Regions from separate parts of the Homo sapiens genome. Here all the other regions are linked to region 3. A link is a loop called in an ENCODE intact Hi-C map of the cell type or tissue named here. Cell type or tissue: CD4-positive, alpha-beta T cell. All regions are shown on one strand.

The links. Hi-C counts contacts between places; a loop is a spot of excess contacts. Peaks named below come from ENCODE experiments on the same cell type or tissue, not always from the same donor. Only the 100,000 strongest peaks of a DNase experiment are listed, where the experiment ranks them.
Region 1: it touches region 3 in a loop (5-fold over the local background); 5 of 110 quality-filtered maps call a loop at or near these places.
Region 2: a loop joins it to region 3, with 9 times the contacts of the local background. A loop is called at or near these places in 104 of 110 quality-filtered maps.
Region 4: it touches region 3 in a loop (16-fold over the local background); 15 of 110 quality-filtered maps call a loop at or near these places.
Region 5: it touches region 3 in a loop (9-fold over the local background); 63 of 110 quality-filtered maps call a loop at or near these places.

The regions. Positions count from the first base shown.
Region 1 is chr11:72,845,984-72,850,983 of GRCh38, reverse strand. FCHSD2 (FCH and double SH3 domains 2) reads left to right here. Exons shown (of 20, transcript NM_014824.3): 14 at 1,095-1,229. Among named protein-coding and RNA genes, the nearest start is that of ATG16L2, 34 kb to the right of the region's middle. RefSeq lists an enhancer at 1,585-2,086. In CD4-positive, alpha-beta T cell, a CTCF peak has its summit at 1,954 (motif pointing right); a DNase peak (open chromatin) is centred at 1,913.
Region 2 is chr11:72,640,372-72,645,371 of GRCh38, reverse strand. PDE2A (phosphodiesterase 2A) reads left to right here. Exons shown (of 31, transcript NM_002599.5): 2 at 3,046-3,118. Among named protein-coding and RNA genes, the nearest start is that of PDE2A-AS1, 18 kb to the left of the region's middle. RefSeq lists enhancers at 1,769-2,358, 2,793-3,293 and a silencer at 2,135-2,474. In CD4-positive, alpha-beta T cell, a CTCF peak has its summit at 2,144 (motif pointing right); a DNase peak (open chromatin) is centred at 2,201; H3K4me3 peaks cover 989 bases; H3K27me3 peaks cover 1,349 bases.
Region 3 is chr11:72,582,754-72,587,753 of GRCh38, reverse strand. PDE2A (phosphodiesterase 2A) reads left to right here. Exons shown (of 31, transcript NM_002599.5): 14 at 1,573-1,684; 15 at 2,161-2,200; 16 at 2,320-2,383; 17 at 2,810-2,882; 18 at 3,026-3,203; 19 at 3,441-3,553; 20 at 4,239-4,316. It overlaps PDE2A-AS2 (PDE2A antisense RNA 2), which reads right to left and starts at 3,148. Exons shown (of 2, transcript XR_001748291.2): 1 at 2,698-3,148. RefSeq lists silencers at 1,878-1,977, 3,208-3,317 and enhancers at 2,420-2,941, 2,942-3,465. In CD4-positive, alpha-beta T cell, CTCF peaks have their summits at 1,678 and 1,877 (motif pointing left); DNase peaks (open chromatin) are centred at 1,893, 2,413 and 3,153; H3K4me3 peaks cover 1,679 bases.
Region 4 is chr11:73,175,928-73,180,927 of GRCh38, reverse strand. The region is part of intron 1 of IUR1 (imatinib upregulated ABL suppressing lncRNA 1); the gene reads left to right. Among named protein-coding and RNA genes, the nearest start is that of IUR1, 4.5 kb to the left of the region's middle. RefSeq lists an enhancer at 2,828-2,877. In CD4-positive, alpha-beta T cell, CTCF peaks have their summits at 2,486 and 2,686 (motif pointing right); a DNase peak (open chromatin) is centred at 2,687.
Region 5 is chr11:72,680,826-72,685,825 of GRCh38, reverse strand. ARAP1 (ArfGAP with RhoGAP domain, ankyrin repeat and PH domain 1) reads left to right here. Exons shown (of 35, transcript NM_001040118.3): 35 at 145-757. The coding sequence ends at 162. Among named protein-coding and RNA genes, the nearest start is that of PDE2A, 8.9 kb to the right of the region's middle. RefSeq lists enhancers at 533-1,092, 4,561-5,000. In CD4-positive, alpha-beta T cell, CTCF peaks have their summits at 1,119 (motif pointing left), 1,687 and 1,892 (motif pointing right); DNase peaks (open chromatin) are centred at 1,105, 1,435 and 1,905.

The DNA.
Region 1 (5,000 bases), 260 kb before region 3:
GGGACTTCAGGCATGCACCACCATGCCTGGCTATATTTTTTTTCTATTTTTAATAGAGATGGGGTTAGGTTTCACCATGTTGGCCAGGCTGGTCTCAAACTCCTGACCTCAAGTGATCCACCTACCTTGGCCTCCCAAAGTGCTTGGATTACAGGCGTGAGCCACCACACACCTGGCCTGAAACCTTTTTAATGTTCACTAACAGGATCAGTTAAAATTTAGAGGCCCTTGTCAGTCAGTACTTAACAGTGAAAAGTGAAAGGATACTGATAAATATTTCTTACATATTTGACAGAAACTTCCTTCTTGATTTAAAAAAAATCTCTGTCCTGGCCAGGCACGGTGGCTCACACCTGTAATCCCAGCACTTTGGGAGGCTGAGGTGGGTGGATCACAAGGTCAGGAGATCGAGACCATCGTGGCTAACACAGTGAAACCCCATCTCTACTAAAAATACAAAAAATTAGCCGGGCGTGGTGGTGGGCACCTGTAGTCCCAGCTACTCGGGAGGCTGAGGAGGCAGAGCTTGCAGTGAGCCGAGATCACGCCACTACACTCAAGCCTGGCAACAGAGCGAGACTCCGTCTCAAAAATAAAATAAAAAAAAATCTCTGTCCTAGGCCTGGTGCAGTGGCTCACACCTGTAATACCAGCACTTTGGGAAGCCGAAGTGAGTGGATCACTTGAGGCCAGGAGTTCAAGACCAGCCTGGCCAACATGGTGAAACCCCATCTCTACTAAAAATACAAAACAATTAGCCAGGTGTGGTGGTGGGTGCCTGTAATCCCAGCTATTCGGGAGACTGAGGCACGAGAATTCTTGAACCTGGGAGGCCGAGGTTGCAGTGAGCCAAGATCACGCCATTGCAGTCCAGCCGGGGTGACAAGAGCGAAATTCCATCTCAAAAAAAAAAAAAAAAAAAAAAACTCTATTCTTTCATAACATGAAAAATGTAAGTGCGAAAGATAGTCATTTCTATGCAGAGTTAAAAGGCAAATTAACATTTTGAAACAATCAGGTTTTAAGTGTTTTTCCGGCTTTCAACCATTTTCTTGAAGTAAGGAAACTAGCCAATGGTTTCTAATTTTTCTTAGCTTAATGCAGATACCGAAAGAGAAGAAGGCGAAGAGTTTGAAGATAACATGGATGTTTTCGATGACAGCAGTTCCAGCCCTTCTGGCACCTTAAGAAATTATCCACTCACCTGCAAAGTTGTTTATTCCTACAAGGTTTGTATTTCTCCAACATAATGTTATTAAATTCTGATTAACTCTGAAGATACACATGACTGTATCCATCCAGTCTCTCAAGCTGTACTTAGCATAAAATTGTTATTAGGTTAATATTGGGGCAACATAACAGAATGGTGATGAGTTTAGGCTCTGACTTGACGTCTTTCACTTGCTACTCCGTCTGCCTAGAACTCTTTTTTTCCCCAAATCTCAGTTGGTTGTCCCCTGCTCCTCATTGAAGCTCAGCTCAAATAGTTCCTTCTTAAGGTCACCCATAACCACCTAAATAAATAACCAACTCCTCAGTCACTACTTGTTATCCCATTGCCTCTTTTATTATATAGCACTTCTGCTCAGCCAAACTTAATCTTATTTATTTTCATATTTCTTTGATGCTCCACTAAAGGTCCATGAAGGCAGAAATTTTGTCTGTGTATGTGTACCTTGTCTGTGTGTCTTCAGCCCCGAGGACGATGTCCAGCCATAGTGGGTCATCAGTAGATAATTGTGGGATGACTACATGAATGTTGGAAGGGAGGCGTGAATACATGAATCTTCTCTTGCCCCTGTTCTGGTGGAGGCATGTGTGAGAAGGGGCAATGCGGAAGGCTATCAGAAGGGAAGGTCCTGGAGAGAGAATCCACCTGTCATGCACCAGATTCACTCCTCCGCCACATCCCTGTGTAGCCAAAAGGTGGCAGTGTTTGGTAACCTCAATATCAGTGATTCCCAGACTTGTTTTGAGTTTAACATCCTTTCATTTTATATTTAAATTCATAATACTTCCTGTTCATTGAAAGTGTTAGCATTTTTTTCCAATGTAAATCGTTTTGATAATCTTTTGAAAATTTAAAATCATCTTCTCAGATACTTGGAAAGGTATTACAGGGTATTATAAAACTAGCATTGGAATTGTTTCCTGATACCACCTCCCATTATATTTACTTGAACGTCCCAGAACTAAAATTTAAGTTCCTTAAATAGAGAGATTCCTAAGTGTCTGAGTGATTTTAAACAGTTCACATTCATTCAACATTCCCTCTGTTGGCATATCCCAGGCACATCCCTGCGTTAAATAGACTATGAACATCTATTTAGTCAGTTAATCATTGAATAAACATATAGAGTGCCCAATATGTGATACACTGGGGGGATGCCAGAATGAATATGACATCTCTCCCCTCTAGGAATGGACAATCTATGAAGGGTTAAATATTAAACTGGAAAATAGAACAAGTGTGAAAAGATTTATAGTAAAGGTAGAGCCACTAATTCTACCTGGATCATTGGGAGAAATTTTACAGATGAGGTGGCATTTAAAGTAGGTCATGATTTAAGACCTTTCTAGATGCAGTGAGAAGGTAGGGAGAGGAAAGAGCCTTCTAAGCAAAGAGAACAGCAGGTATAGAGACAGAGTGTGATGAGAGTGTGGGGTGTTCAGGAAATGTTAAATTCAGTGGTGTAGGAGTGGGAGAACAGAGGGGCTGTGCATAAAGGTGTTTGTTGTCAGATAGTAAAGGGCCTTGGGTACCAGACTTAGAGGTTTGGTTTTTATCCTGGCTAGGAAGATCCTTAGATGGCCTGAAATCAGATTGGACTTTTAAGAAGCTAACCTGGTCATGGTATAGATATTCTAGAGGACAGATTAGGATACAGAGGGACTGACTTTAAGCCTAATCATAATTCTTATAGTCCAGACCAAAAAGGAGGCCTCGAATAATCTGGTGAGAACAAAGAAACTATATTTAATGGTTAGAGTTGGCCGGGAATGGTGGCTCACGCCTGTAATCCCAACATTTTGGGAAAATGAGGCAGGTGGATCACTGAGGTTAGGAGTTCAAGACTGGCCCAACCAACATGGTGAAACCCCATCTCTACTAAAAATACAAAAATTAGCTGGGCGTGGTGGCGGGCGCCTGTAATCTCAGCTACTAGGGAGGCTGAGGCAGGAGAATCACTTGAACTCAGGAGGAGGAGGTTGCAGTGAGCCAAGATCGCACCATTGCGCTCCAGCCTGGGTGACAGAGCGAGACTCTGTCTCAAAAAAAAAAAAAAAAAAAAGGTTAGAGTCAAAAGCCTTAAGAATGTTCATAACTTTTGACCCTATTAGCATCCATCCTAAGGAAGTAAATCATAATATAGAAAAGTTTTGGACACAAAAATGTCCTTTCATATAGTACTGCTTTATAATGTATGGCACTTCTGCCCAGCCAAACTTAATCTTAGTTTTCATATTTCTTTGACTCCCCGCTAAAGGTCCATGAAGGGAGAAGTTTTGTCTCTGTATGTTTACCTTGTCTGTGTGTCTTCAGCCCCTAGGACAATGCCCAGCACGTAGTAGGTCATTAGTAAATAATTGTGGAATGAATACTTGAATGATGGAAGGCATGAACAAATGAATCCTTCCCTTGACCTCATTCTGATAGAGACATCAGTGAGGATAATAGAGCTCATGACTGGATGCAATGGCTCATGCCTGTAATCCCAACACTTTGTGGGGCCAAAGCGAGAAGATCACTTGAAGCCGGGAGTTTGAGACCAGCCTGGGCAACAAAGAAAAACCTGGTCTCTACAGAAAAATTTTAAAATTAGCTGAGCATGGTGGCACATGCCTATCGTCCTAGCTATTCAGGAGGCTCAGGCAGGAGGATCACTGGAGCCCAGGAGATCGAGGCTGCAGTGAGCCATGATTACACCACTGCACTCCAGCCTGAGTGACAGAGTGAGACCCTGCCTCTAAAAAATAAATTTTAAAAAAATTTAAATTTGGCAGTTCAATGAGAATAATTAAACTAGACATTCATATACTATAGCCATAACATATAATATTATGAAACTTACTGAAATTTTCATCAAGAGTTTTTCTATATAAGAAGAAACCCTTATGTCCTAATATTAAATTAAAAGGTAGGATACCAAATTGTATGTACCGTAAGAGCTCAATTATGCATATTTTCCAGCTTTTCTACGATGAACATGTATGATATAATCAGGAAAAACATATTGTTTTAAAAGAAATACAGGAAATTTGGAGAGATACTGGTGGAAACGGAGCTCTGGTTGTCACTGGATACTAGGACTTAAGGAGACAGTATGAGAGTATGTGTGTATTTAATAACCATTTACTGCTCACTGTCTTTAGTTGGGGTAAGTGAGAAGAAATGTAGTCCCTAATTATTTCTAGTAGGAAGCTCACAAGGACAAACTCATTAGAGCATCATGGTAGTCAGTGTTATGGGGACGCTCAGAGAGCCTTTTAAGAACAAAATGGGGGCTGGGCACGGTAGCTCACGCCTGTAATCCCAGCACGTTGCGGGGCCAAGGCGGGCGAATCGCGAGGTCAGGAGTTCGAGACCAGCCTGACCAACATGGTGAAACCCCGTCTCTACTAAAAATACAAAAAATTAGCCAGGCATGGTGGTGTGCACCTGTAATCCCAGCTACTTGGGAGGCTGAGGCAGGAGAATTTCTTGAACCTGGGAGGCAGAGGTTGCAGTGAGCCGAGATGGCACCACTGCACTCCAGCCTGGGCAACACTGTGAGACTCCGTCTCAAAAAAAAAAAAAAAAAGAGCAAAAGGAGGAGCAGCTTACTCATCATGAGTAGTCTGGGAAAACATATGCGCTCAGTCTCAAGTCAAAAGTAATCGTAACTACTTATCTATCTATCTATCTATCTATCTATCTATCTATCTATCTATTTATTTGTAATCCCTTCAATAACCCTATGAGGAAGATATTATCAAACACCCCATTCATTCAACAAATA
Region 2 (5,000 bases), 58 kb before region 3:
TGTGAGAGGGTTTTTCTGAAAGGGCTCTGCACTCTACCAAGCACTGGAAGAAAGCAGTGCACTTGTTTATTGAGTCTAGTGTAATAACATTTCACAGATGGGGAAATAGAGGCCTAGAGAGGTGCTGTGGCCTGCTCAGAATCCCACAGCAAGTCTATGGCACAGTTAGGACTCAAACCCTCTGAGGAATGCTTGGATCTGAAAGGTTGACACAGAAAGACTCTTTGAGCTGAGGGACACATAGAGCACACACCAGGGACCCCAGTCATTGAGCTGTAGTTTGAGAGATTCAAGTAAGACTGAAGAAATAACTTCTTGGCTGGGTGCAGTGGCTCACACCTGTAATCCCAACACTTTGGGAGGCTGAGGTGGGTGGATCATGAGGTCAAGAGATCGAGACCATCCTGGCCAACATGGCGAAATCCCATCTGTACTAAAAATATAAAAATTAGCTGGGCATGGTGGTGCATGCCTGTAGTCCCATCTACTCGGGAGGCTGAGGCAGGAGAATTGCTTGAACCCGGGAGGCGGAGGTTGCAGTGAGCTGAGATCGCGCCACTGCGCTCCAGCCTGGTGACAGAGCGAGACTCCGTCTCAAAAAAATAAAATAAAATAAAATAAAATAAAATAAAATAAAATAAAATAAATAAAATAACTTCTCAAGAGGTGAGTGCCATGGAGGTGGTGCCTGGAGTTGGGAGCCCAAGAGATGGTGGCGGTGCCAGGCCAGGGTCGGCTGTTGACCATGGTCTGAGGTGGCCTCCCCTGAAGAACAAGTAACTCTGGCCAGTGGCTGTAACAGATACCTCCCGGGCACCTGTATCTCACCCAGCCTTGTCCAGAGCCCAGGACTGAGCCAGTGACACATGCTCAGAATTTACCAAGAGACTTGTGCACTGAGCTCAGACTCAGACCTAGTCCTTCCAACAGCCCTTACATGGGTCATCCCCTTTTACGGAAGAGAAAACTGAGGCCAAAAATAGGAAGGGAGGCCCTGTGGGGGCCAGAACCTTTACACATCTTAGCCCAGGTAATTTTTTCTACAGTGTTAATAAGTAGGATGAATTGCCCCTGTTTGGAAGATTCAGTAAAATACATTGACTTGGCCCAGATCACTTACTCTACACCTCTCCTAAGTCCCCAGATGTGACTCCCAGGAAAGACACAAAAAAGGGCTACCCAGAGGGATAAGGTAGTAACCAGGGAAGCCCTCCCAGAGGAGGTGGGCCTTCAAATGGCCCCTAAATGACAGGCAGGAGGGAAGGATCTGGGAGGGTATTGGGGGTGGGGTGGCATGGGCAAAGGCCTGGAGGTGAGAGTCAGTCAGTCATTGATGTGAGAAGAGCAAGAAGTAGAAATGTAAGGAATGGTGGGGAGGGGAGTCAGAGCTGGATGACCAAGCAAGGGTTCAGCTGTAGAGGGTCTGGCCCGCCAGGCTCAGGGCTCGGGCTTTATTGTGCTGGTGGTAGGGAGCCACTGAGGGTGAGTGGGGGAGAGCATGCCAGAGCATGCCTCAGAAAGAAAGGTGGGAGAAACGCTGGCATGGAGGGCTGCCCCCTGAGTTGGTGGGGTGGCCGGGCTCTGCCAAGGCTATGTGCCAGCTGCCTGGACTGTGTCCAGGAATGGGCACAATGACTCAACATTGAGAAAATCACTCCCCAGGGAGAAAGGGCCCTGATGAATCACCCAGCTGAGGTGGGGAGGCTGGGAGGCTGGGAGGCTGGGAGGCTGGGAGCTCACTGAGTCACCGTCCAAGAGTTGGTGAGGAGGGGAGCTGCAGAGAGAGGGGCCGGCAGTGCAGTTGACGGGGGGATTCAGGTCAGACCACATTGAGGGCTGTCGGGGGACTCTACCTTCCCGCCATTCCCGGGTTTGGTCCTCCTGGCCGTCCTGTGAGGGAGATGAGAAAACTGAGGCCCAGGAAGTGGGGGGAGGGGATCCGAGCAAGGTCATGCGGCAAGTCGCTGGCAAAGGCCTAGCGAGACCCAAGCGCACCCTCCAGTCCAGACACGTCCTGCCGCCCCAACCGCTTTCATGCCAAGCAGAGGCCTAAGAACCGGGTCGGTCCGGGCAGGGAGCTGACCCCGGTGACCCGCTGAATCCCCGGACGCGGCCCCTCCGGGCAGCCGGCAACTGAGGCCGGATTGCGCCGCCGCGATGGGACGGCAGGGGGCGCAGGAGCGTCGCGGCTGCCGCAGGCTCCTGAACCCAGAAGCCGCTCTGCGGAGAAACGCGCTCCCGGAGCGCGGGTCCCACCGCGGAACTGCGGACCGTGTGGCCCTGGGGCCTGCACCCTCTCCGGCTCCGGGGACGGCGACAGAGACCTGCCCACCCAGGCCTGGGGGCCCCAGTCAGTGGCGGCCGCCGTGTGTGCGCTCGGTGTCTGTGCGCACGTGTCTCCCTCGCAGATGGGCGACTGCTCCAGGGCCTGTCCGTCTCACAGCGACCTCCAACATTCTCCCGACTTCCCCCTGCCTCCTAGGCTGAGGGAGAGGAGCAAGCCCGAGGCTCCTGCGGTGTCCGCGGCCCCTGCCCCCCTTCCCCTTCCCTCCCCACCCCACCCCACTGCGCCGGTCTCTGCCTGGGGCTCTGGCCGGGCCCCGGACCCCAGAGTGGTGGCGGGGAAACAGGGTGCGATCAGACAGGGTGGAGGCTCTGAGAGCGGCCCCTGCGAGATGCGAGAGAAGTGGCGACGGGGCGAGGGGCAGCGAGCGCAGGCTGACAGCAGGCCAGCTGGAAGGGCCGAGGGAACCCAGGGCGAGACAGAAGCGGGGTGACAGCGGCCGGGTGTCCGGTGGGGTCGGAGGATCCGACGGGCCGAGAGGTGCGGTCCGCGGTGGCGGGGACATAGGCGGGGCCGGGGCGGGCCGGGGGCGGGCGGGGGGCGGGCCGGGGCGGGGCCGGGGCGGACACTCGGGCGGACCAGGCGAAGCTGTCGCGGACGCGCTGACCGAGCGCAGCGGCCGGGCCGGCGGGCGGGCGGGCGGCTGCGAGCATGGTCCTGGTGCTGCACCACATCCTCATCGCTGTTGTCCAATTCCTCAGGCGGGGCCAGCAGGTCTTCCTCAAGCCGGACGAGCCGCCGCCGCCGCCGCAGCCATGCGCCGACAGCCTGCAGGTAGGGGGGCCCCCGCGCTGGGCACCAGGAGAACGGGGTGTCCGGCGAGCGCCGGGCCGGGTCTGCCCGCCCCCGAACCCTTCTCAGGGAGGAGACCCCTCCTCTAGTTCTGAATTCTACTCCTGTGCTGGGACGGCAGCGCAGACCAAGAGCCCTTGAAGCCCCAGCTCTCAGTCCACACGTCACCCCAGACTCTGAACTCCTTTCGGATCCGGGGCTCCACCCCAAGCACTGAGCTTCCAGTCCACGGTGGGACCGCAGTGCACACTGAGAGCTGTGCCCAAGCCTCGAATTCCCTTTCCTTAGATTAGTGGGGACCCTGCCCACGCCTCGGAACCTTCACCATATATGTGGGGCTCCCGGCACACCTGGAGCACCTGAACCCCCAGCTGTCATCCAGGACTCCACCTCAGAGCCGGCCTCACCCAAAGCCCCAAACCTCCATTCCAAGCCTCAACTGGACACCCGCTCAGATTCCCACCCAAACATCTGGACTTCAGTCCTCAGCCTGGAACCTACCCCAGAGTCCAAATCTCTCCTTCCATCAGGGCTTCACTGGCTTTCTCTGTGGGACCCACTCCCCGATCCCTTCCCTCCCTCCTGTGTTGGAGATCTCCGAGTCTTTCCTCGTGGGGGGCCCCTCCTCTTGTTCCTCTCCAGGTACAGTGGTCCCACTTTATTCTCTGGGCTTCTCCTCTGGTTTCTCTTCAAGTATTTCTGGGCTCTCTAATTTGGTCTGTTGCCCCATGTGCCCACCTCTCTTGGTCTATCTTGGTCTCTCTCCTGTTTCTCTAGGTCTCCATCTTCGTTTTGGGGTCTCTTTCTGCAGCCACCCCTTCCTCTTGTATCTACCTCTGCTTTGTGGTGAGGAGGGGGCAGGCTCAGAGAGCAGGGCTAGTGTCCCTGGGACACCCCCGCCCCCCATGTTCTCAGGCATGGCATGGTGTGGGCTCAGGTGGAAGGGCCTAAATGTGGAGTGTGCTGCCCTCAGGCGATGCCCAGGGATCTGAGGTGGTGGGGGGATGATGTGGTGGGCACTGGCTTTTGTAACTTATAAAGCCCCTCATCCCAGCTGCCCTGGTCTTGACGGGGGCGGCTAGGGCTTGAGATAGGGAAGAGTAAACTGCAATCTGGTGTCAACCTGCGGTGGGATGTGTCCAGGCTGGGTGGGTCTATAGTGTATGTGTTTGTGTGAGTGTTCCTGTCTGTGTGTAGCACGGGCTGGGTTGCATGTGTTGGGTGTGTCTTGTGTGTAATCATGTGTGTTGTGCCGTGTATGAATGTGTCATCGAGAGTGGGATTATTTGTGGGGAGATTATGGGAATTATGGGTCTATGGCATTGTGTGCTATGTGTGGCTGGGGAGGCAGTGTTGTGGCTGTGGAGTGGTAGCTGGGTGTGTGGCTGTTGTGTGTGTAGAGAACTTGTGTGTATGTGGCTGTATGTCTGTTATTGTACAGTGGAGTTGTTGTAGGGACAGCTTGCATACAGGATTCTATATGTAGTTGTGTGTGTTACTGGCTGTTGTGTGTGGCCAGGAAGGGCCACTGCAGGGGCCTGATGGTTTCCACTGGGTGTCTTGTCAGAGAGGAGTTGGGGCAGGGGGTGCCGTGTGTGCCAATGTGTTTGCAGCCTAGGTGGCTGGCTTAGAGTCACTATGGCACATCCTGGGATTGCTTGGGTAATATATCTATTAGGACCTGAGTGCTGGTGTTTGAATGTCATGTGTCTGTGTGGTGGCTGCTCCCGCGATTCTGGACAGGAAAGGGTTGCAGCCAGGGCTGAGGGGTCTGAGGTGAGGAGCCAGTTGACAAGTGTGTGAGTGTGTGAGTGTGTGTGTGTGCGTGCATGTACACGTGCATATGGGAATGGGGTGGGGTGGG
Region 3 (5,000 bases):
GAATGTGGGATTGGTGGCATTTGGAACTTGTGGGCATCCTAATGGTGGGAGAATTTATGCCATTCAGCAAACAAATATTGAGCACTTAATGTTGCCATCCCAGTGCTGACCAGATGGCCTTGGGAAGGCCTTTGGGGAAGGGAAGGTAGAGTGAATGGGGGTCCAGCAGGGGCCATGACTTCTTGCTGCTGGCTGTGAGATTGGGTTCTAGGATGGCCCCAGAGCTGGAGAAGAGGTGGTATCAGCAGGAAATAAGGATGGGGCCTTGGTGGCAGCTTTGAGGCCCAGGGCAGGGGCAGGGCTATCTCTGTGTCCCACGCATTTCAGGGAGTGAGTGTTGAATGACTGCATGAGCCAGGGTGGGGCTCAGCTCAGTGCAGTGACTACAGAGAAGCTTCCTGAAACACAGCTAAGTAGCCAGAGAACAGGGGCTCCAGAAGCCCTTCAGCTGTGAGTGGGATGGGGCTGGTGGCAAGGCCAGGGATAGGATACACTGACGACATTAGCAAAGACCTCCGAAGTGTTTCCTCTGTACCAGGCTCTGCACTGGGCATGGGTGATATAGTCATGGCCCCATTTCATAAGACTCGAAGCTCATTTTCAGGGCATAGAGGGAAGAGAGTGAGAAGGGTATTCTAGGCCGAGGGAACAGTGTAGAAAAAAAAGCATGAAGGTGTGAAAGAGCCCAAGGTTTTCTCAGAATGATGAGGATCTTTGTGTGGCTGAAGCTGAGAGATGTTCTGGGTTGAGGGGTGACAGGTGGGTGGGGCTAGCTGAGGGACCACAAATGTAAGAAAGGTGTGCAGACAGACCCAGGATGGTGGGGATGGGATCTAGATCCGAATCACTGGATGGCAAGCATGAATGGGGGATGCCCCACCAGGGTGGAGCACCAAGGCCAGCCAAAAAGTGGGGAAGGGCTTAGGCAGGGACACCTCAGGGCAGCGTGATGTGGGCTAAGGCAGGCTCTTCCCATGACCCACACCATTGGTCCACCCAGCCCCATGCAGCTCCCCAGTGACAAATCATTTGGTGGCCAGATTGAATGACGTGAGCAGGATTTGGGGCTTATCTTGTCTCACCAGAGCTAGCTCCATGAGCAGGGCAAGCAGTCCTCTCCACACCACCACCCTAAGATTTCTGGAGGCACCGAATCAGGGCCAGCGGAGTCCAGGGAGAGTGGGGTAGTGACAGGAGCTGCACAAGATAGGGCAGTGCCACCGCCCCTCCCCAAGGCTGGAGGTGTGCCTGGGGAAGAGCAGAACACCAGCTTGAGCCCAGGCAATCTCTAGTCTGAGGGAGGAGACCCAGCTTTGGGCTGGGTAAATCCCAAATCAGAGACGGGAGGTATGGCTCTGGTTTCAAGCATCTAAGGAGGACTGGAGCCCTCCCCTTGGGCAGCCCCCAGTCTGCAGGGTCATGGGGGTGGGAAGCTGTTCCAAGGGCCTGTGCAGTGGTTATATAGTTGGCAGGTGGGTACCCCTGTGGGCTTCTGATGGAACAGAAGTAAGGAGAGTGGGGAGAGAAGCCAGTCTTCCCTTCCCTCCTGAGTGAGCCCACCCCCTCCTCCAGGTTCACCGACGAGGACGAGCATGTGATCCAGCACTGCTTCCACTACACCAGCACCGTGCTCACCAGCACCCTGGCCTTCCAGAAGGAACAGAAACTCAAGTGTGAGTGCCAGGTGAGTGACCTGCCTTCAGCCTCTCTCGGGCACCGACTCGCTCAGTTTTCAGCCCCGAGAGCCATTCAGAAGGGAAATGCCCATGTCTTTCTGGACTGGTGGCAGCCCTTCCCCAGGTGGCTCCATAACCTCATAACTTGAAGGCTTGCAGTTGTTCAGGACCCGCGCCACTGCCCGCAGGCACTGTATGTGATCGCCCTCTAGTGTTCAATTTGGGCACTACAGCAACACCTAGGCAGCTAGAGCTGGCGTGAAGGCGGCTGAGACACTCAGGAGACTCCTCACCTGCACCGGGGCTATTCCCTCACTCCTTCACTTAGTAGCCAAATGATATAATTAGACACTGACAGTTTCTGGCTTGTCCAGTGAGCCCTAGGGAAGGAAGGAGAAGACCCGGGTGCTGTTGGAGGCAGGAGGTTGGATAGGGTGACCCCTACACCCCGACCCCCCTATGATCTCCATTTCCTTCATTCCAGGCTCTTCTCCAAGTGGCAAAGAACCTCTTCACCCACCTGGGTGAGTGCACTGTTCTCTCTGCCTGGCTGTGTGTGGGCATGGGGGCTGGCATTTGCAGAGGAGAGGCGGGAGGTCTTGGCAGCCTGGTCTCACCCTGCCTGGTCTTCTCCCTTCCCCAGATGACGTCTCTGTCCTGCTCCAGGAGATCATCACGGAGGCCAGAAACCTCAGCAACGCAGAGATGTGAGTGACTCTACCCAGGGGACAGGGCGAGAGAGGCTGTGGCCTTCAGTCCCCATCATCTCCTTTCCTGCCCCACCCACTTCCCTTTCTCTGCCTTCTGCGGGACTTCATCACCTTTTGAGGGATCCTTTATTTCATGCCTGTCTCCCTCGCTAGACTGTAGGCTCCAATACAGCAGGGACAGGGCTGGCTTTGGATCCTCAGCTCCTATCACAGTGCCTGGCACATAGTAGGTGCTTCCAAAAAAAAAAAAAAACAAAACACTTGAATGGACACGTTTCTGGAGCCAGCCAGCCCTGAGCAGAGTGTCTTACCTTGGAGCACTCCTCCCAGGCCTCGGAAATCCGGCCTTTGCCTCCTTATGGGACGTGAGGGCGATCAGAGGGGGTTGTCAGGCCCCAGAGGACCAAACCCCTCCCTCCACAGCTGCTCTGTGTTCCTGCTGGATCAGAATGAGCTGGTGGCCAAGGTGTTCGACGGGGGCGTGGTGGATGATGAGGTGAGAGGGTGTGGAGGGAGTATGTGGCCCTAGGGGTGTCCGGGAGTCCGCCGGCGGCGCTGGGGAGCGGCCCGAGGTTTAACAGTCCCCTCTGTGGCCGGGTCACTAACTTCTTCCTCTCGACTCCATCTCTGCTCCGGCAGAGCTATGAGATCCGCATCCCGGCCGATCAGGGCATCGCGGGACACGTGGCGACCACGGGCCAGATCCTGAACATCCCTGACGCATATGCCCATCCGCTTTTCTACCGCGGCGTGGACGACAGCACCGGCTTCCGCACGCGCAACATCCTCTGCTTCCCCATCAAGAACGAGAACCAGGGTGCGCGTGGCGGCCCGGGCGGAGGGGCGGGGCCTGCGCCGGGCGGGGCGGGTCCGAGCGAGCGGGGGTGGCAACACTTCCCCACCGCCTCCAGCGTCCCGGAGCATAAGGGAGTCGGGTTCCATGCCTGGGACGTACGTAACCTGCGGAAACTGCGAGGGCAGGTCCCGGCCGGATCCCTCCCTCCAACCGATCCCTCCCTCCACCGGTGGTTCCTTGCCCCTCTCCCTTCCCCAGAGGTCATCGGTGTGGCCGAGCTGGTGAACAAGATCAATGGGCCATGGTTCAGCAAGTTCGACGAGGACCTGGCGACGGCCTTCTCCATCTACTGCGGCATCAGCATCGCCCATGTGAGGGCGGGGTTGGGAGTGGGGTGTGGGGTGATAGGGGGCGGGGCCCACGAAGGACCCTCGGTTCTCCTCCTCCGACTGACTCTCCTTGTGGATTGATCCCTTGGTCTGGCACTCAGAGTCCCGCCGCTGGGGTGCAGCCTTCAGGACACGCTGGCCACCTCTGGGCTCAGTTTCCCATCTAAAAATTGGGCATACGATTTCCTGCCCTGTCCACTCAGCCTCCTGGGACCATGAGAAACTCCCGTTGTCAAAACCTCCTCTCTTCCCTGGAAGCAGTCTCAACCCAAGCCGAGTGCTTTTTTGGAAGTGCTGGGTCTCGGTGTCCAGGCCTACTGGCGCTCTGGCCTGGGAATCCAGCCCCAAGGTCCCTGACATGATCCCCTCCTTGCTTCTCCTTCCCTGCCATGGGCCTTGGGCTCCATCACTGAAGCCTGGATCAGGTGTGGGGGAGTGCAAAGGGCCAGACCAAATGCTGGGAGAACTTGATGAGGAGGAACCGGCGCGGGGTCTGGATGAAAGTGGGGGTGGGGTCTTTACTGTGGACTGGAGCTTGAAGGTTTTGACTGGGGCCAGAATGGGACAGGAAGTGGGGTGTCTTTTTGACCCCTTCATCCCAGTCCTGGGCATTGCTAAATTTTCACAGCCACCTTCCTTGAGCCCCATCTTTCCCTCTTTCCCCTAGTCTCTCCTATACAAAAAAGTGAATGAGGCTCAGTATCGCAGCCACCTGGCCAATGAGATGATGATGTACCACATGAAGGTGAGGCTTGCAGAGACCTCTGGTCCTCCTCCCAGATTCCCCGGGGACCCAGGGCCAGGCAGGGCTTCCTGATCAATCTCTACTGAGGATGAGAGGATAGGCCCAGAGCCACAGCAGGCCTCCTGCCCTCCTTAGGGGCAGCTCCCACCCCTGCTTAGAGACCTCTCCTCCAAGCTGCTTCTGAGCTCAGTCCCAAGGCTGGAAGTAGCCAGAGGAACCAGCCCAGGGAGTAATTGGTTCAGCCAGGTATTCCCCATGTTCAGGGAATAATTCCCATCTTGGGAATTACTGAGGGCTAGGAAGCTCACCCAGGACCCGTCCCCATGGCTTCCCTAGGTACAATGCCCATGCAGCCCTGGGCAGTCTTAATTGCTGATAATCTATCCCATTCCCTACCCTGGGTCACAAAAGCTGGCTTAGTTCCATGTATATGGTAGTCGCTGTTCATTTGGACATTTCCTCTCACCTGTGTCCAAACCAGAGAGGCCCAGACCTTGTGAGTTGGATCAAAACTGTAGTAGGAAGAGTTAAGGTTAGAGAGTAGAAAGGTCTCCACAAAAGGAGGACTGCTACAGTTACTGTGTATGAAATGCTGCCATGGTTAGGGGGTGTCATGAAGGGGTGTTGTCGATCTTTGCCAAGGTTATGCTGTTACAGATAAAGGGTGGTCACCTGCAGGGAGGC
Region 4 (5,000 bases), 590 kb before region 3:
CAGGTTCAAGCAATTCTCATGTCTCAGCCTCCCAAGTAGCTGGGACTACAGGCATGCACCACCACACCCAGCTAATTTTTGTATTTTTAGCAGAGACAGGGTTTCACCATTTTGGCCAGGCTGGTCTCGAACTCCTGATCTCAAGTTATCCACCCGCCTTGGCCTCCCAAATTGCTGGGATTATAGGCATGAGCTACCACACCTGGCCTGGCAATGTATTCTTAGAACACCAAAAGCACAATCAACAACAAGAATGGGGGAAAATATTTGCATATTATGTATTGGATAAGGAATTTGTATCTAAAATATATAAAGCATGGTTATAGGCTGGGGGCTGTGGCTCACACCTGTAATCCCAGCACTTAGGAAGGTCGAGGCAGATGGATCACTTGAGCCCAGGAGGTCAAGGCTGCAGTGAGTGGTGACCATGCCACTGCCCTCCAGCCTGACAGAGCAGAACCCTGTCTCAAAATAAATAAATAAATAAATAGAATAAAAAGAACAAGGATACCAAGAACCAAATGCAATGAAAGAACATTGACTGGATCTTGAATTCCTCCTCCATACTCCCCCAAACTCCCCAAAATAGCTGTAAAATCCATTTTGGGAAAGTTGGGAGATATAGGAATATGGGCTGGATATTAGATGATAGTATGGAATTATTGCTTTTCTTACTATTATGATTGTGGTTATGTATGAAAAATCTTTGGAGCTGCACACCAAGGTGTTGGGGGTCATTCAGTGTCATGGTACCTGTGACTGCTTTCAAATGGGTTCAATTTTTTTTTTTTTTGAGACAGTGTCTCACTCTGTCACTCTGGCTGTAGTGCAGTGGCGTGATCTCAGTTCACTGCAGCCTTGACCTCCCAGGCTCAGGTGATCCTCCTGCCTCAGCCTCCTGCGTAGCTGGGACCATCATGCGCAGCTAATTTTTGTATTTTTAGTAGAGACAGAGATTTGCCACGTTGCCCAGGCTGGTCTTGAACACCTGGGCTCAAGCAATCTGCCTGTCTCAGCCTCCCAAAGTGCTGGGATTACAGGGATGAGCCACCACCGCACCTGGCCCTAGTTCAAATTTTAAAAAATGACAAAGCAATGAATGAAATAAGGCAAAACATTAATCGTTGAGTCTAGAAGAACGTATGGGTGCTCATTTGCTTATTGTATACTTTTTTCCTTTGTATTTGAACATTTTATTTTTTAAAAAATCAGAGGGAGGCTGGGCACAGTGGCTCACGCCTGTAATCCCAGCATTTGAGAGGCTGAGGCAGGTGGATCATTTGAGGTCAGGAGTTTGAGACCAGCCTGGCCAACATGGTGAAACACCGTCTCTACCAAAAATACAAAAACTAGCTGGGCATGGTGGCATGTGCCTGTAATCCCAGCTACCTGGGAGGCTGAGGAAGGAGAATTGCTTGAGCCCGGGAGGTGGAGATTGCGGTGAGCCGAGATCATGCCACTGCACTTCAGTCTGGGTGACTGGGTGAGGTCCTGTCTCAAAAAAAAAACAATCAGAGGGAAACATGAAAAAGCAATCACCTGCTGGGTATACAACAGAGCTTCTCTGGGTTCAGGAAATGTAGAAAGAAGCCTGAAGTTGGGGGGTAGGCAGCCCAGGTGGGGCCAAAATCTGGAGCCCTCAAGCTTCCCCCTAGAAGGAAATATGCCAGGGGGATTGGCAATGGGGAGGAGCCCCTTTACCTGGCCTCAACCCATGCCAGCAAGGTGCAAATAAGTGGCTTTCTATGCATTTTCTCATTTAATCCTCACCACATCCCATGAGTCAGGTACCATTATTATCCCCATCAGTTGAGGAACCTGAGTCTAGAGTTAAATAACTGCTTAAAGATCCTTCTCCAATCTAAGGGCTGGGCCTGGGCTTCTTGGAGGCCAGGGAAGTCATAGGTTTGTGTCCCCTCAGATCAGCCTGTGGGCAGCCCGACCTAGCTCCTGCCCTGGGGGAAGAGGGGAGGCTTTCAGGAATCAGGACCTCCTCTAGGTAACCAGACCCAGAGGGAATGGGGTTGGAGTTTGAGGCAGGGGCTCTGTACCTGCCCAGACATTGAAGGTCAAGAAAGGAGGTAGGTATGGGGCAAGGAAATTCAGACAAGCTGTGTCGGCCACAGGTACCCAGGGTTGTGACTTTTCAGACCTCGTATTCTGGCACTTCTTCTGCTGTCCCCCTCCTCTCCACACCTGTCACCCTCAAGCTTATACACACAAGCTCACTCTTCCATGCCTTCGCATAGTCTGTTCCCTGAGCCTGGAATGCCCACGGCTCACAAGATGAATTACTATCATTCTTCAAGACCCAGTTCCAAGTCCCTGGCTCTGAGCTCCCTTCCCCACCCTACTTTTTTCTATTAGATTACAATTGATTCCTTGAGGGTCCCCAGGCCTGCATAGGACCTGGCCTAGAAGACAGTGAGAGTTACATTGATGGCAATGCCTCTTTTTCTTGACCCTGTGGTACTCAGCGACCCTCCTCGGCCCCGGGCTTTCTGCTGTCACAGCCTCCACATCCTGAGTGGTCACTCTCTGTGGGTCTTCTCCCCTCACATCTGGGGTCACAATTTCTTCTATGTCCCCAGCGCCTAGCATGGGGTGGCTCAGAGGTCCCACAGAGAGCGAAGGTTTGTGGTTGCATCTCTAGCGGGACTCATGTCACACCGACTGGGCACCAGGTGGCACTGTCAGCCCAAGTAAGGGTTGGGGAGCCCCAGGCCCTAAGCCTCTGGCTCTGGTACAGCTTGGCACACACAGATGGGGCGGAGTTGTCAAAGCCCCAAATTCCAGAGCTGCTTCTCCTCACCCCATCCAGTGCGCTTATGCCTGATTTTAAAGCTTAGGATGTCAGGGATGGATTGAGAGTGGGGAGTCTTCAGTCCCCAAATGCAGACAGGAATAGCAACCTTCACGAGGCCACACAGCTGAACCTAGAGAACCCAGATGAGAGGGGTCCAGGTGGGCAAGCGGCCAGCTAAGCACCAGTCATTTCCTCCAGACTCTGCCACAAAGGACTGTGTAATGGGACAGCCCCTTCCCTTCTCCGAGTCTGCATCCTTCTGCCTCATGTTGGTAGCGAGAGCTGAGAAAATGGCCAGAGTGCCGGGTTCTGGTCCTGATTCTGGTTCTCGTGTGCTGCTGTGGCCTGTGCCTACTTCCCTGAGCCTAAGGGATCCTGACTGTTAAATGGGGGCTGGACCCAAGAGCTCTGAGCTGCCAGGACTCCAGGATCCTCACTGGGTAGGAGAGGCCTGTGTGTGGGGCCAGTCAGCATCTTGGCCAAGGACAGGCTGCTCTGGGAGCTGCCAGACGGGAAACATTTTCCGGGAGCCGGAAGGGCTGGCAGAGCCCAGGGCCAGGCTGAGCAACCACAATGGATCCTTGTGTAGAGGTTTAGCTTGGACACACCCACAGGCCCAGCCCCTGGGCTGGGGTGGACCCTGCTTTCTGATCTGCTTCCAGACCCAGCTCCTGAACAACCCAACCTAGGTCTAGAGGCAGGAGCATAGGATGGGCTCATGGTCCAGCTCCAGAGTGATGCTCACAGGCTTGGTGCCAGTGTCTGAATCTCCAGCATCAGCCTTTCTGGAATACTGTTGCCTAAATAACCTTACACAAAACTCAACACCCAGCTCTCCAACCAGAAAGGAGTTCCAAGAGGGCAGGGAGCAAGTCTTCTCCTCAAGCCAACTCAGGGAGCTCGGGACAGACAGTTGGACCAGCCTGGTTTGCTGAAGATCCCTGGCTAGGTGATCCATCTGGGACACCTGGGCTCTAGTCCTGGCAGAGCCTTAGTTTCCTCTTCTGCTCATGGGAGGGAAGGAAGATTGTAATACTTGTTTAAGGGGACACAGACACTGGGGCGGGGGGGCTTCAAAAATATCTACACAACCATCCCCCACACCACCCTGCCTCAGGAAGGACTCCACCCAAACCAATCCAGGTAGACTTGACTCATCCTCCCCTCTTCCTGCTCCTCCTGTAGTCCTGCCTGAGGCTCTGTGCTGCCTCTGAAGCAGCCCTTGGGAAGCCCTTCCAGACACCATGTGGGCTGCACCAGTTTCCCCTTCTCTGGCTCCATGGGCTTGTATTCATTGCTCCTCAGGGAATGGGGTCCTGCTGGCCTAATGCTCACAGTCATCTCAGAAGCTGCTGCTGGAGTCTGTGATTTCACCCGGCTCCCGGGGGGATGCTGCATCAATCACCTCTGTGAGGTCCAGCAAACTGTCCTAAGCATGGAAGGAGATGATGCACATGAAGGCTCTGCACATAAACTCTACCGCACCATGTAAAGCCACTGTACTAGGATGAAGAGCTAATATTTACAAGATGGAATTTAAAAGAGAAATGCAAGACTTTGCACTTGGATGGAACAAAAAAAAAAAGGTTGAGGTCTTAGATGAAAGGAATGCAGTGGGACGTGGCCAGCACAAAGGTAGATTTGATGTCTGGCTGCATTAGCAGAGGCAGAAAGCCTCTGGACTCATCCAAGCCTGCTCTCACACCCTCATGCCTGTCTCCAGAAGCAGCCCCTTCAGCTCTGAGACTGCCTTTTGCACACTGAGCTAAGACCAGCCTCTCGTGACATCCCCATAGTCTCCCTTGAGGCACAAAGGGAGCTGCCCCATGGCCTTGAGATTGCCCTATTCAACTGAGAGGAGAGTGGCTCTGCTTCTTCTCTGCTCTGGGTCTGACACCACCTGGGCAGGGCCTACAGCTCTGAAGCCATGCCTAAGAAAGGGGAACAAAGGTCCACAGAAGAGCCAGTTGGGAAGTCGTGGATTCCTCCACTGGTGGGGCTGACCAGCAGCCTGGGACACCCCTCATGTTAGGGCTGTGAGAGTCTACAAATTTCTAAATTGATCTGAGAATCTGAGGTTCTGAGGCCTGAAACCACTTGGAGGTGAGAAACTCAGCAAGCCAGGAGCCATGCTTTTTGTCCATCAGCTGTTTATTTTGTGTGGCTTTATTGCTGAGTGTGGATCAATAGACTT
Region 5 (5,000 bases), 98 kb before region 3:
GGCCCTGGGAGCTGGGAGCCTGGCTGATTGGAGTGCTCCCCGGCTGGCAGTGGAGAGTGGCTGCAGCAGCTGCAGCAGCTTCAGCGGGGCGCCAGCCCCTCTGGGCCTTCACAAAATACCTGTGGGTCTCTTGCCTTCCTGCAGCTTCTGCGCAACGTCTGAGCACAGGAGCCCATCCTTGGCTCTAGGATTCCGCCGCTGGAAGCCTTCTGTTCAGACACCCCTTATGCTCCAAGGCCTGATGTGAGCCAGCGGGGGGTGCATGGGAAACTGCACCCCACAACCCACATCCTCCATCCTGACTGCAGCATGGGGTTCCCCGGCAGGGGTGGGAGGCAGCAGGGGTCAGCCTGGGCAGGAACCTCTCCCAACTCTGTCCAGGTGTTCAGACCTCTTGGCCCAACCTGCTCACCCCACCGGGTTCACTGTCCTTGTGGGGCTGGAGAGATGGGCATAAGTCAGGAACTTGGGAGGACCACCACCCTTTCAGAGGCGTGAGGCCCTGGGGCCCTGCCGGAAGGGAGCCCCCTGCTCCTCCCAACAAACTCCAGAACAGCAGAAAGCGGGTGCTGTAGAGGAGCACTCAGCTCACGGGGAGGGAGCTCTTGGCTGAGCTTCTACAGGGCTGAGAGCTGCGCTTTGGGGACTTCAGCCTTCCTTCCAGTCTGGGCTGAGTGGGGGGTCCAGACTACCTGATGCCCCTTCCCCAATTTGGGGACTTTTTGATAATATAAATATATCTGTATATTTTACCCTATGGTGCTGAGGCCTGTGATTGGCTAAGGGGATTGGGCGTCCTGGGGTAGGAGGGGACAGGAGGTCGGGAAGCCCAGGGGTGAGTGCCTAGTGCCTGAAGCTGAGAACCTAGGCCTTGCTTTCTCCAGGCCCTGAGCTATTCAGACGACCCCCTTCCCCAAGCAGAGCCCTGGCTTGACTCCATGCCTTCCCCATTGTACTATCCTGCAGCCAGGCTGGGAATGCCGGTCCTTTCCTGGCCAGCACTGACCCTGGCTGGACACAAGCCCCTGTCCTGCTGCAGTCCGAGTCTGAGTCCCAGCTGGGGCCTGGGTGTGGTGTGTCAGTGACTCAGGCCTGGCAGCCCTGCAGCAGCCCCCTGCTGGAGACACAAGGTCAGAGCCACAGGAGCCTGAGGAAATTGAGAAGAAGCACCTTTGGGTCACCTGTGGCCCCAGTGCCTACCCCTCCAGAGGTGGGGCCTGCCATGCACCAGGGGGCTGCCCTCACTGGGCACTGCCTGGCCATCTCCACTAAGAAGATGAGGCCCTGGCCTGCAGAGGAAATAATGAGTTGCTCAGAGATGGGTTTGGGACTCCCTGGGGAGGTGCCAGACACCACATTCCCGCCTCTGCCTAGAGCCTCATTACCACCCGCTCTTCGGGGGCTCAGTGGGCGGACAGGCTGACCTCCATCCTTAGCCTCAGCCAGTGGGGCTGGGCAGAGTGGGTGGGGATGGGCCATGTGACCTCCGACTCAGGCATCCAGCTCAGTGGGGAGCCTGGGTCCAGCGGAAGACTTGGGGAGCTGGACTCCAGGTTCCCTCTCGCTGTCTCAGGAAGGGGAGGTATATGGCAGGAGACTGGAACCGGTTCCCTGAGTCCTACTGACCTATTTCACAGGCTGGGGCTAAGCCCCTTGAGTCTCCCACCTCCTGTGGGTCGCTCTGGCCAGATCCACAGGTCGAATGTCTGACCCTTCTGCCTCCAGCCAGGACAGGTTGGACCCCCTTATCCAAGTGCTGAGGGGCTGGAATCCGCTCCTGGATCTGACCTTGCACTGCCCAGCCAGCCCTGAGGCCCACCTGAGTGGGTGAGACTGGAGGCGCCCCCTGCTCTGCTAAGGCCACTGCCCCAGCTCAGCGTGCTGGCTGCAGTCCTGCACTAGGCCACAAGGCGGCAGCCATGGACCACTCATCATTGCTGGAATCAAAGCAGGGTCTGGAGGATGCCTGAGTGGTGGTCCTGGCCCAGACCTTTCTCTGCTGGGGTGTGAAGCGGGACCCAGTTCTGCCTTTGGCCTGCAGGCTGGTGACATTCTGGAAGGCAGCACCATACAGGAATGTGCATTGGAGTCCTGGGCTCTGGGAACCAGGAAGAGGAGGGAACAGCCTTCTACCAAGTACCTGCTGTGAATCGGCCCCTGTGCCCCCTGCACTGTCTGCTCTTGGCAAGGGGGAGCTAGGCCCAGAGAAGGGAGGCAACTTTCCCAAGGTCACACCATGCTCGTGAAGCAGGCCTGAGGTCCATTTCCCCTGCCCTACTTTGGTGGGGTCTCCCTCTTTGACTCCCCTCCTGATTCCAACCCTTTTCTCCTCTTAGAAATGGCCTGAGGCAGGGGGTCTGAACTGTCAGGAGTTAGTGATGGCTTAAAGTGATTTCCCTCTGGTAAGGGGTAGGGGTGACATCCAAACAGGAGCCTCAGGGCCTCAGCCGGAATGAAATATGCCTGTGACAACAGTGTTGGATGGGTTAGGGGCAGGAGGCTCTGCTGGTCCTTGTCGCAAGGATTCCTAAAAATGGGGCCTGTTGGGACCCTGGATGGTTTGCTCATTCACATATTATTTGAAGTTGGGTTGCCATGGATGAGTTGAAGACCCCAGACCTGGACCTGCAGAGGGGCCAGGAGCAGCTCTTGGAAAGGGAGGGGCTTCCTGGACAAGGAAGTGCTCCTGAGCCAGCTTTGAAGACCGGAGGCCTTGCCAGGTGTGGTTGGGGTAGAGGTTGAAATACTGAAATATTGGGGGAGGAGGACAGGGCTTCAAGGACCAACCCAAATCCAGGCCTAGCCCCTGGGGAATACGGGGAGCCCTGGGAAAGAAGGCCGAGGCACGTCAGAGCCTGGATGGTGAGGGCACTGCAGGTGAAGGGGAGGCTGGGGGGCAGAGGGGAGAGGGGCAGGGAGGTGGGGTAGGATGTCTGCCTCTCTCCTGCCTCCTTCCAGCACAACCTTCCTACCCTGCAGAGTTCTGAGGAGTCCTGGGGCTTCTGGAGAAGGAAATCAGTGGGACAGGGAAGGGCAAGAGCTGGGGCTTCTTTCCTGGCCTCATGCTCTGGTGGCCTCCAAGCCACCTGCCCACAGCCCGCTGTCTTGGAAAGCACGCGTGTGGGTGCCAGTGCTCCTGTTTACAAGCTGTGTGACTTTGCCTGAGTTACTTAGGTCTCTGATCCTCAATGTTGTCATCTGTACTTTGCGGGTATTAATAGTAGCTACCTCCTAGTGGTTTGGGCAATTAAATGAGCTAGTAAGTGTGAAGTGCCTAGCATTGCCCCTTGCTAATCCCCTTCCCACTGCACTGTCTGCAGTTTCTGAGAAGGTATCATGGCATATTCTAGTCCCAATATATTTGCACTCAACAAGCACTTATTGAACACCAACTGTATGCAGAGCGTTACTGAACACTGAGGGGGAGCAGATGAGTGAGTGGTGTGGAGGAAGGTAGAGACCTCCTGGTAGGGGATATTATCAGGAAAGACTGGAGGAGGTGAGTCTGAAAGGAGAGGCAGTTCTCCACAGGTGGAGGAGAGGAAGTGGTCTGAGCACAAGACAAGGGGATGTGACCCTGCTGTGGTCACTACCTGCTGTGGCTGGGACACAGTGCCCTACAGCACCCTAGGGCCTATCCCCCTTGCGCCTGCCTCTGAGATATGACCACATCCCAGTCCAGTGGGCTCCTTGGGATCATCCCCCATCAGAATAAGGAACAGTTCCTATTCTCTTAGCCAGCTCTGTGACCTAAGTGACCCTGACCCTGCTCTGGGGACTGTCTCTCACATAAGTGCAGTGGCCTGAACCTCCCAGCCCTTCCTCCACTACGACACCTCCTTCAGGAAGCTCTTCTGGGTTGCTCTCCCATCCCACTGTGCCTACTTAGGGTATGCGTATGTGCCCAGGTCACCACACCTAGTCAGGGACTCACCTAGGGAAGAGCAGTCGGGGACAGTTTCCCTGGTCAGCCAGGGTTGGCCCAGCCCTAGCATGTCCCTTCTCCTACACCACTTCCAGCCTGTGGAAATTTCCATACTTTCTCTGCCCTGGTTACAGCTCCTACTGCTGTATTTATCACCCTGGAGACACAGTGGCACAGGCGCACACATGCCACACACACTCAGGCCTGCACACACGTGCCTGCACACCTCAGCCTGCTTCTCCAGATCTGCGAGTGCATGCTGCGCGCACACACACACACTCGGCACGTGGATGAGCACACACACACGGCACGTGGATGAACACCCACCCACACACAGCTCTCTAGGAAAATTGCTCCCCTTCCCTCCTGCTCCTCCTCCACCCTGTCCTCCCACCACCACCCACTTCCAAATGCTGAGACCAAAGAGATGGGCTGGACGGTGCCTCTCACCACTTGTCAGCCTGGGACGCCCTCCTCCCTTTGTGACTAGCATGCCCTCCTCCCCCTGCCCGTCTGCCTCCCCAGCTCTCTCTGCCTCCCTGTCGCCCTGCCACCTCCCTGCGTTCCTGTGTATCTGCCCTCCACACAAGTCACTCTGAGGCCTCTCTTTGTTACTCTTGACTCTGAAGTGGAAACTGCTCCTCCCAGCTCTCCTGAGAGGCTCAGGATGGGGACCTGACCTCATAGGGCTGATGGAGGCATAGGGACAAGTGAAAGGGACCCCAGGTCCCGAATCTCCTCAGCTCCTGTCACCTTCAGTCCCTCCTATTGGGTTAGGGGAGGGCTGTGTGCCTGGCACCATGGAGACCAGTGTCATGGCAACACAGTTCGGGTGGGCACAGCTTCCTCCTCCTGGGGTGTGGGGTCCATAAGAGGAGGTGCCGAGGAGGTGGGCCTTGTGCTGGTGCCCACCATGGCTGCCTCCAGCTCACCATTCCCAGGACAGCCCACCCCCATCCCCCCAGCCAACTTTGCTTGCCACTGCAGCTTCCAGTGCCACAAGTCACTGATCCCATTTGGGAAATCCTCTCTCAAACACCAGCTCCAGAGCTGGGCGCCAGAGAGGGCAGGGGCT